2 separate regions of the Homo sapiens genome follow, and region 2 is linked to region 1. Evidence: chromatin contacts called from ENCODE Hi-C or POLR2A ChIA-PET data. All regions are on one chromosome and are shown on one strand. The core of a region is the stretch at or near the end of the contact, and the rest is flanking DNA. Distances in the headings are between cores, read along the strand shown. Region 1 holds the start of MTX2 (metaxin 2). Region 2 holds the start of HNRNPA3 (heterogeneous nuclear ribonucleoprotein A3).

Region 1 (4,790 bases), core at 679-3,178:
AATTCTTAAGTTTTGCTTAGGCCTCTTCTGCTATCCAAGGATTATTAAAATAATCTATGTTTTCCTCTAATTATTTTATTACAATTTTGTTGTTTTATATTTAGATCTTTAATCAATCTGGAATTTATTCATGTGGTGTAATGACTTAGTAGTTGTTCCAACACCATTTATTGAATTATCCATTTTTAAATGCTTCCTCCTAGAGTAACAGATCACTACAAATAGCTAAGACGGCAGACAGACAAAATGCCTAGAAATTTTTAAACGTCACTACTTAAAGCAGTATCCAAAGTTTATTAAAAGACATTCATCATTTTCTCATTAAAAGAAATCACATATTAGGACACATGCACACAGTGAACCACTCAACATACACTGTGAAGTTTTTTTTTTCAACATAGTAGCAAACTAAATTAAATCGCTGATCTAACTATATAAGCCTGATTTTGTTTCAACATAAATGGTAAAAGCAGAAATAATCATTGCTTGAAATCTCAAGATTAGTCATTGATTTGGGTCGCAAATATTTATTGAGCACCAACTGACTATGGATACAATGGGGAACAAAACAAGTTTGATCCCTACTTTCAGGAAGCTTGCAATCTAGTAGGAGCTTCTCTCCTCTAAAAAATAATGTTTTTAAGTGAAGAAGGAAAAAAAAGAAATGTACGTTCACACAAACGCAAAGCAGTGAAAAACATTCCGGCAAATTTTATGACACATTCTGTACTTCCCATTTCCAAAATACTATCTTATTACTTCAAATGTACCTATTTATTGTGGTGACTGTCTTCATTACTGTACTCATGTTGAAAACACTGCTAGGGAGTTATGACTAATTCCATTAGCCTCTATCTCAAAGTACCTATGTTTAGTCTCCTCACTTTCTCAACAATATTTAATTTCTTTCATTACAATAAATAAAAACCTCAATAAGAGAAATTACAAACCTATATACATCAGTCATGTTCAGTCCACCGACTCAAAAGTATTTCTTTAAAGTACATGCAGATTTAAAAATTTTCCATGAATCCGCGCGGGCGTGGTGGCGGGCGCCTGTAATCCCAACTACTCGGGAGGCTAAGGCAGGAGAATCGCTTGAACCCGGGAAGCGGAGGTTGCAGTGAGCCCAGGTTGTGCCACTGCACTCCAGCCTCGGTGACAAAAGAGAAACTCCGTCTCAACAAATAAATAAATAAATAACTCCTAGAGTCTTAGCAAATGGCACTACTGTGTCGCTGGGAGACGAAGCAAGAAGTCTGGTGTTCCCTCAACAATAGGTAACAACTGATTAGTGACAGTCACCTTAAACTTTTTGAGTACCAAGACCCAGAAACTGCCACCACTCTTAGACTGAAGCGTTCAGATGCTTGCCCCTGTGGTAACGCCCCCCACCTCAATCCCAATCCAAGGCCTCCCCCTCATACTCCAGCACCTCCCAACTGAATGGGGAGGTGGGACAAAGTACCGCCCAAGGGAAGGAGACGGGACTCCTGCTCCTGCGGGGTGACCTTGGCCAAGTGTCTCCTTCTCAGTTTTCCCATATGTGAGATAAGGTTGGTAGTCCGTGCCCGCCTCCACCATCCGGGCCGGGTTCAGCGTATAATGCCGCAAGGCTGGAGGAAAGCTCCAGCCCTGTACCCCACGCGGCTCCCCGAGACCGCGCCGCCACCTTCTGGGTCTGCGGCCAGCCGCGCTACCTGCAATCTGGGAGACGAAGGCTTCCGCCACTAGAGACATGTCGGCTGGGAGGCCCGGCGCCCGGGTGCCTGCCCCCCACGGGCCTCAGCGTCCTCCACCGCAAACCCGGAGGCTCTCGGCAGTTAACGAGCCTAGCCCCGCCAACGTTCAGACTCGCAAAGCCCACTCCAACAGCAGCGGCGGCTGCAGTGAGGCCCCCAAGGTTACCGCCAGGCCTGGCTAGGGACTTCCGGCGCAGCCGACAACGGCACTCGAGCGCTTCCGCCGGCCCCGCCCCCGCGCCGTCCTACGGGGCGCCGGCGCGGCTAGCTCCGTCCAGCCAATTCCAGGCTCTGCGCTGGGGGCCCGCAGGTGGAAGCGAAGTACCCGACTCGTCTCCCACCCAGGGGACTGGCAGGGGAATCTGGGAGATTTTTAGCGTCCTTTCTGTAAGCCAGAATTTTGTAACCGAGTAACATTTGTAAACGCCCACTGGATACCAGGCACTTATATACCTATATCTACACACACATATATACATATATACACACACACATACACACATATATAATATATACACGTATATATGTACACATGTACATATATACACATATATACATATATATACACATATATTCTATTTGACTTCGTCTTCTCAACAACCCATTAAAGTAATAATATTATCGCCATTTTACGGATAAGAATATAGGCTTAAGGAGTTTAAACTGCCTGCCCAGGCAGTCCTCCAAGGACCAGATTCAAGGCTGCATGAATTCCCTCTATTCCATTATATTGCTGGGTTGATTAGTCCGTGGATAGACATTAGTGTTTTTTGTTGTTGTTGTTTATTCAAACATGCTTGGCAGAAAGGAGGCTTGAGCAGCGCCTAAGCCAGAAGGTAATTTGTCCTTCAACTCCATACACCCGAAATGATGCTCAGCTTGGAGAATAAGATACTTTAGTTTCACACACTTCTCACCTTTCGGGGGTGAACGGGGCAGGAAGAGGAGAAACTAAATTCCCTGAGTAACTTTGTCTTAACCTAATAGCTTCTTAAATTACACAATTAAAGAAAAATCATATGCATTACAGATTGGTGGTATTACAAGTGGGACAGGCTTCAGAGCTGGTAACCCAAAGCCCCCTTCACTGATGAGAAACAAGTTCAGAGAGGTGAGGTAACTCATTTTAAATCACACAGTAAATCAAAAAGTCAGACAGCTTACTAGGTTTTTGCAGAGGAAACCTGTATTCTAAGAATTACTGTCCATGACATTTAGAAAGCTATATTTCCATTCTTTATATCCGTAGATCTCTATTACTGTTCATTCTGCCTCCTTAACTAGCGTGGTTGGTTTCCTAGAGCTGCCAGATTACCACAAACTGGTTGGCTAAACAACAGAAATTCATTCTCACAATTCTGGAGGCTAGAAGTCTGAAATCAAGGTGTCAGCAGGGCCATGCTGTCTTGCAAGGCTCCAGAGAAGGGGGTTGCCGGCAATCTTCCATGTACTTTGGCTTGTAGATACATCACTCCAATCTCTGCCACCACATCACACGGCATTCCCCCTGTGTGTCAATGTGTTCAAATTTCTCTCTTCTTGAGAAATAACACCAGTCATTGTGTTAGGGACCCCCACCCTAATCCAGCAGGACCTCATCTTAACATGATTTCTTTTCTTTTCTTTTCTTTTTTTTTTTTTTTTTTTTTGAGATGGAGTCTTGCTCTGTCACCTAGGCTGGAGTGCAGTGGCGTGATCTCGGCCCACTGCAACCTCCACCTTCCAGGTTCAAGCGATTCTCCTGCCTTGGCCTCCCAAATAGCTGAGATTACAGGTGCGTGCCACCATGCCCGGCTAATTTTTGTATTTTTAGTAGAGACCGGGTTTCACCATGTTGGCCAGGCTGGTCTCGAACTCCTGACCTCATGATCCGCCCGCCTTGGCTTCACAAAGTGCTGGAATTACAGGCGTGAGCCACTGTGCCCAGCCCCATAATTTTTTTAAGGTTAAGTCATATTTTCATCTCCCTCAGCAAAAGGAAGCTTCTTAAACAGCATTTAAATTTACCCAATAATTTACATTGACATAAACACAGCAGCGTCTTAGGAAGTAGTGTCTTCTCTATAGCTGAAATTCAGAGTTGACAAGCAGCTGTGAATAGTAGAAATACAGGGAAGATAATATTAATAGGTTTTTCTTGTTTGTGCAGAGAGAGGTAACACTGATAGTAAAGAATACATGAGATCCAATTTCCTCCTCATCCCATAGGTATTATTGACCAAGAGAAATGAGCTGTTCCAGATACTTTGTTATCAATCAAAAGAAAAGCTTTCAGGCCCTGTCTGTTCTCCTCACAGTGGAGAATTATGTATAACTGTAATAATGAAGAAGACATATCATCACTTTAAGTTCTATTATTAATTTTGGTTTGTCATTTTTATAAAGCTGAAGACACAATATTTTGACTACTTTTTGACAGATTTGAAGTTTAAGATTTCTCCATATCATAGGGCCTGTGTGAGAACTTGAGCCAAAGTCCCTAGAGAGTAATGAAGATTCAACTGGGGAAACCAAAATCAAACATATCCAAAGGGTAGAAGTGAGCCCCAAAGTGGAAGAGACTGGAAAGAGCCAGAGACTGGACACAGATGCAAGAGAAACAGAGCAAGATTAGAGGCAAAGTAGAATGTGCCCTTAAAATTTAAGTTAAGTACCCATGGCTTGATGCATGATACATGCATGAACTGAGCTGGCTGGAAGGTACTGGTTTGGGACTGACACCAATCATCTTTATTATGGCAAGTGCCTTAGTCCATTAGGGCTGCTATAACAAAATATCTTAGTCTGGATAATTTATAAACAGAAATATACTGCCCTGACTTTCGGAGGTTGGAAAGTCCATGATCAAGGCACCAGCAGATTCAGTGTCTTGGGGGTCCCAGTTCTCACAGATAGCACCTTGTACATGTCCTCACATGGCAGAAGGGCAAAAGGGGCAAATAAACTCCCTTGGGCCTCTTTTATAAGGACACTAATCCCATACATAAGGGCAGAGCCCTCTTGACCTAATTACCTCCTAAATTCCCCACCTCTTCTTAATACTACCAT
Region 2 (4,790 bases), core at 1,251-3,750, 940 kb before region 1:
GCGAAACCCCATCTCTACTAAAAACACAAAAATTAGCTGGGCGTGGTGGCGGGCGTCTGTAATCCCAGCTACTCGAGAAAGGAAAATCGCTTAAACCCAGGAGGCGGAGGTTGCGGTGAGCCAAGATCATGTCATTACACTCCAGCCTGGGCCATAGGAGCGAAAACTCCGTCTCAAAAAAACAAAACAACAAAAACTTTGACCAGAAATAAGACTTCAACTGTTAAAGGGGCTAACTTATGTCAAGGAAACCTATAACCAGCCTTTCAAATGCCAGCATCACTTCAACTAAATTGAAATCCAAGACAATTCCAGAATCAAAAAATCGCTTCATTTTTTAAAAGCTACAACTGTCTGAGAACCTTTACTTTAGAAGTTGCTAGTAAGTCATTTTCTAAGGCACTAAACTGTTGGAGAAGCAGTGTTGCATCTATCCCATTTCAACTCTTCTCAGTCTACAACCCAACATGCATTTAATTTTTTTGTTTGTTTTGTTTTTGAGACTGAGTCTCGCTCTGTCGCCCAGGCTAGAGTGCAGTGGCGCGATCTCGGCTCACTGCAACCTCCGCCTCCCGGGTTCACGCCATTTTCCTGCCTCAGCCTCCCGAGTAGCTGGGACTACGGGCGCCCGCCACCGCGCCCAGCTAACTTTTTGTATTTTTAGTAGAGACGGGGTTTCACCGTGTTAGCCAGAATGGTCTCGATCTCCTGACCTCGTGATCCGCCCGCCTCGGCCTCCCAAAGTGCTAGAATTACAGGCGTGAGCCACAGCGCCCGGCCCATACATTTAAACTCAAAACTGTGATGAAGAACAATCTAAAAGTTCTGAATGTCAAACTTACAGAAACTCACTGCTTTCAAGCAAATTAATTTAAAACAGGCATTCCTAAGCCAAACCAGCATTTCCCAAAAAAACTGAGGAAAAAAAAAAGCCGATCAAATAGCTTTCTATAACCCATGTTTGTTATATGCTGCAAAAATCTGCAATTTACAACTCAATTTTAAGAGTCACAACTAACTGGCAAGTTGGACTTACATTAGGAATGGTATGTATTGTCTGACTATAAGAACGGAGTACAGCAAAACAAAAATTGAGATTTTTAAGAATTAAGATGTCTTGAAATTGTTTTATACTTTAGTCAAGACTTTTTAACACATTGCATGAACTGTCATTTAATGCATGCATTAAGGTTTCCTTCACCCGAAGTTCTTAAATAAGGGGCTCACATTTACATTCTAATGTCTTCCTGTGTCTCCTAGAGGTAGAGATGTTAAACCGTTTAATGTGAAGAGATTGTCACATGCTAGAAAAAAACGTTAATAGCCTAAAGCATTAATTCATGTAATCTCATCTTTTCAAGTCTTGGATAAATGTATTCGATTGACAATAACGAAATCGACAAAAATATTTAGGATCCACATTAAATGTACTGCAAAAACGTGAAAATTTCAACTCTGGTTGCAGTCCTCTAAATAAAATTCCAGGAAACTACAACCAGAGCCGACTCAAAGAATGGGAAAACATGAAGATAAAAAACATTTCTAAATTCTTCCTTAACATACTATACTCAAATTCTTCTCCACCCACCCTCCTCAGCGGCCGGAGCCGGGAAGGAGCTGGCTGGGTTGTTTTTCACATCTACACTCAAATTCTCAAAAATTAAGTCCTTCGCCCACATGGCGGTTTAAGAAGTGTAATGTAAGTACTTTAGCAAAAATATATCAGGAAGTATTTTAAAGCAGCAAAGTTTTTAACAATCTCGTATTTCCAACAGGATGCTGCGAAAAAAAGAAAAGGCCAATTATCGACTTCTCGCGGAGAGGACCCGTAAAAGGCCTAGAAAAGCGTCGGCAGAACTTCAGCGAAAGCACTACCTCCCCATGCTTCGAGGCCATTTGCGGCTTTTTCTGCCGGGCCGCCTCCGCCCTCTTCCCTCCAATCCCAGGCTCGCTTTCCCGGCGGCAGAGCGAGGCGGCGGCCATTGCGGGCCAATGCGCCATTTCGTAACGCGGCGGCGGATCAATGTCAATGTGGCCGCCGCCCGCTTGCTCGCTCGCCCGGATGTGCCTGCTCGTCCCCTCCCCTCCCCCACCACCTCCTCCCAACCGCTCCCGCCGGGGCCCGCCATGCCGCCCTCGGCCTCGCTTCGGAGGCCGCGCAGCCGGCAGGCCGGCTTCCCTCCCGAGGCCTCCCCGACCAAGCCGCGCCTCCAAGGGGCCGCCTGTGCAGCCGAAGGTGAAGGCGAGGCGGGCGAGGGGCCCCAAGGAGGTCTCCAACTCTCGCTCCCCTCCCCCTCCCACAGCCTGTCTCAACGCAAGAGCGCGGGACGGCCGACCCGGTCCACCCGGCCTCCCCGCTCCCACCGAACCAGGCCCCCAACGCCGGCCATTCCCCACCAACCCCCCGCTCTCCCCCTAATACCTCCTCCCCCCGGCGGCGACGGCGACGGCCGGAGTCGGGCTGGGGGCGACCGGGCGGCGGTTTTACCTCCATTTTGAGACCGGACTCGCCTCTTCCAACTCGAGTTCAATATGGGACCGAGAGGAAGAGGCGGGGCCAGTCGTCACGTGACGCGTTTTCCGCGCGCCGCCAGTCTGTTGGGGGAGGAGCGAATTGGGAAGGGGGCGGAGCCAAGCGGGCGCGAAGAGGGACTGGACCAGCGGGTTGGCGGGCGGAGGGCGGAGGCGCGGCGTGCCGCGGGAGCGCGCGCGCCTCGCCAGCTTTCAGGGGAAGAGGGCCTTTGCCGCCGTTCGCGTCAGGGCGAGTTCCGGGACGTCAGTGCGGTCTCCGCCAATGGTGAGCGTCCACGTAGAGGGAACGCCTTGTGATCGCGCGTCACCAGAGAGAAAGGCCTTTCCCTTTCTTCTCGCGCTTGTCCCTCATTCCCCACGCAGGCCTCTAGTTCTCCATTTCAGAATTCATTCTATTCCTGTGCCCGAAATAAAACCCACGTTTTTCTTGCTTGTAATTTAAAGGTTGCAAGAAAAACTCCTCGGCCCCTCGGACCATCTTTCCTGTTTCCAAATGCCGGGGACCAGTGTCTGTGACTGCGCCGCCTGCCTGAGGGCATGTACTGAAAAGCCCTGCGACTCCAACATGTGGGACTCACAAGCACCTTGGACAGGCCTCAAAACGCGGCTGACATACAGAATTTTTACCATTAACGACCTGAGGCAGGACTGGTGGAGGTCAGTTCATTAGTTACTGATCTCAAGAAACAAGTCAGGACTATTTTCTAATGTGCTTCTTTCAAGTTAGTGTGGAAAGAGCTGATGCATCTGTTGTAGCTGACGGAATTTAAGGAACTGAATAATTGACAAGATTTCCAGAAAAGCAGGGTCGCCAGATAATGCTACCTGTTTGCGAATGATTGTTACCGTAATGCTCTAGAGAGCTAATCCTTTCTCGGCCTAGTCAGATGATTTTAAATCATTTGATTTTACAGAGCTTTAGTTTCAGTTTTTTAAATGAAAATGGGGATGGGATTAGGTCATCTTCTAACACCCACGACAGCCATAAATTGATAATCTATGGATCCATATTTAAAGTTACTGATAAAAATAACCACAATTGACCAGCCTCCCTTCCCTGTTAGGAAATGCTTTATATTTTAATTTAGCAACCCATGTGACCAACCCTTTTAGAATTGAACTGGCTCTCCCTAGGAAAGGTTAGAAATCTAATCAGTTATAGTAAGTTTCTGTTAACAAATGGGGAGTGGTCGACTTGGAGTTTGGAAAAGGGGAGCGTAAAGTCTAAAAGTTTGTTAATTTATCTAGCCGTTGCTCCAGGAGGACCTGTGTTATAGTTTGGAAACATTTACAAAGGGTATTTTTGTGGGGCAGAAAACAGTTAGCAGTCCTTAATGTAATTTGGTTGAAATAACCGTTCAAACCAGACTCCTCCTGTTGCTTTGATTCCTTTTTCGCAAACTTTCTTATGTTCTACGTATCCAGGTGCTCCTGATGGCCAGCAATAGACTTGAGACATTGGAAGAATGTATAGCCTTAGCGTCTATTTAGTGTTAAGATTTTGTAAGTCTAATTACTGTGAAATAGTCCTGGTAACTTTATCGATTCTGGATACAAAGAAAAATGCAAAGTGAAAGACCTTTGGAAATTGCTATTCACACCAGAGTACTCTATGAGACATTACATAGGTGATCAAGAAGAGTGATCACCTGGCTGCACTTTAGGGTATGTTTGTCCAGGTTTTTCTAATAAGTTAATTCTAATCAATAACTTTTGTTCTAATTAGTAACTTTTGTATAAATGTTAATGTTAAATCGCGAAACAATGTGGGATGGGATACTAAGTTCTCTCCAGGAACATGAAATGTCAGCCCATTTATTCACATCTTTTTGTCCTCCCTATTGTATTGGTCCAGATTTGTTGTTCATCCTGACTGTATGCTGTTTTTAGACATTAGTTATTTTTTATGCTTTTGTCTAAACAAGCTCTGGCCGGGCGCCATGGCTCACACCTGTAATCCCAGGCCTTTGGGAGGCCGAGGTAGGCAGGTCACCTGAGGTGGAGAGTTTGAGACCAGCTTGACCAACACGGTTAAACCCTGTCTCTACTTTTAAAAAAAATACAAAAATTAGCCGGGCATGGAGGCACACGTCAGTAATCCCAGCTGCTTGGGAGGCTGTGGCACGAGAATCACTTGAACTCAAGAGGCGGAGGTTGCAGTGAGCTGAAATTGCCCCACTGCACTCCAGTCTGGGTGACAGAGCGAGATTCCGCCTCAAAAAAAAAAAAAAAAAAAAAAAAGGCCGGGCGCGGTGGCT

The links. Hi-C counts contacts between places; a loop is a spot of excess contacts on that map. ChIA-PET counts read pairs that join two places held with the same protein, here RNA polymerase II (POLR2A). Pooled maps may share reads with other maps.
Region 2: a loop to region 1 is called in a map of naive thymus-derived CD4-positive, alpha-beta T cell, with 26 times the contacts of the local background. The contact joins the promoter of HNRNPA3 here to the promoter of MTX2 in region 1. A Hi-C loop is called at or near these places in 2 of 168 maps with a recorded cell type or tissue (CD4-positive, alpha-beta T cell and naive thymus-derived CD4-positive, alpha-beta T cell) and 8 of 50 pooled maps. POLR2A ChIA-PET finds 5 or more read pairs at or near these places in 1 of 52 experiments (OCI-LY7).

The regions. Positions count from the first base shown.
Region 1 is chr2:176,266,580-176,271,369 of GRCh38, reverse strand. It overlaps MTX2 (metaxin 2), which reads right to left and starts at 1,928. Exons shown (of 10, transcript NM_006554.5): 1 at 1,701-1,928. The coding sequence starts at 1,740. RefSeq lists enhancers at 1,034-1,659, 1,660-2,287 and a silencer at 1,992-2,081.
Region 2 is chr2:177,210,504-177,215,293 of GRCh38, reverse strand. HNRNPA3 (heterogeneous nuclear ribonucleoprotein A3) reads right to left here and starts at 2,500. Exons shown (of 11, transcript NM_194247.4): 1 at 2,423-2,500. The coding sequence starts at 2,494. It overlaps MIR4444-1 (microRNA 4444-1), which reads right to left and starts at 2,568; the gene lies at 2,495-2,568. It overlaps LOC105373759 (a long non-coding RNA gene), which reads left to right and starts at 2,883. Exons shown (of 1, transcript NR_157853.1): 1 at 2,883-3,899. RefSeq lists silencers at 598-667, 2,073-2,862 and an enhancer at 1,862-2,533.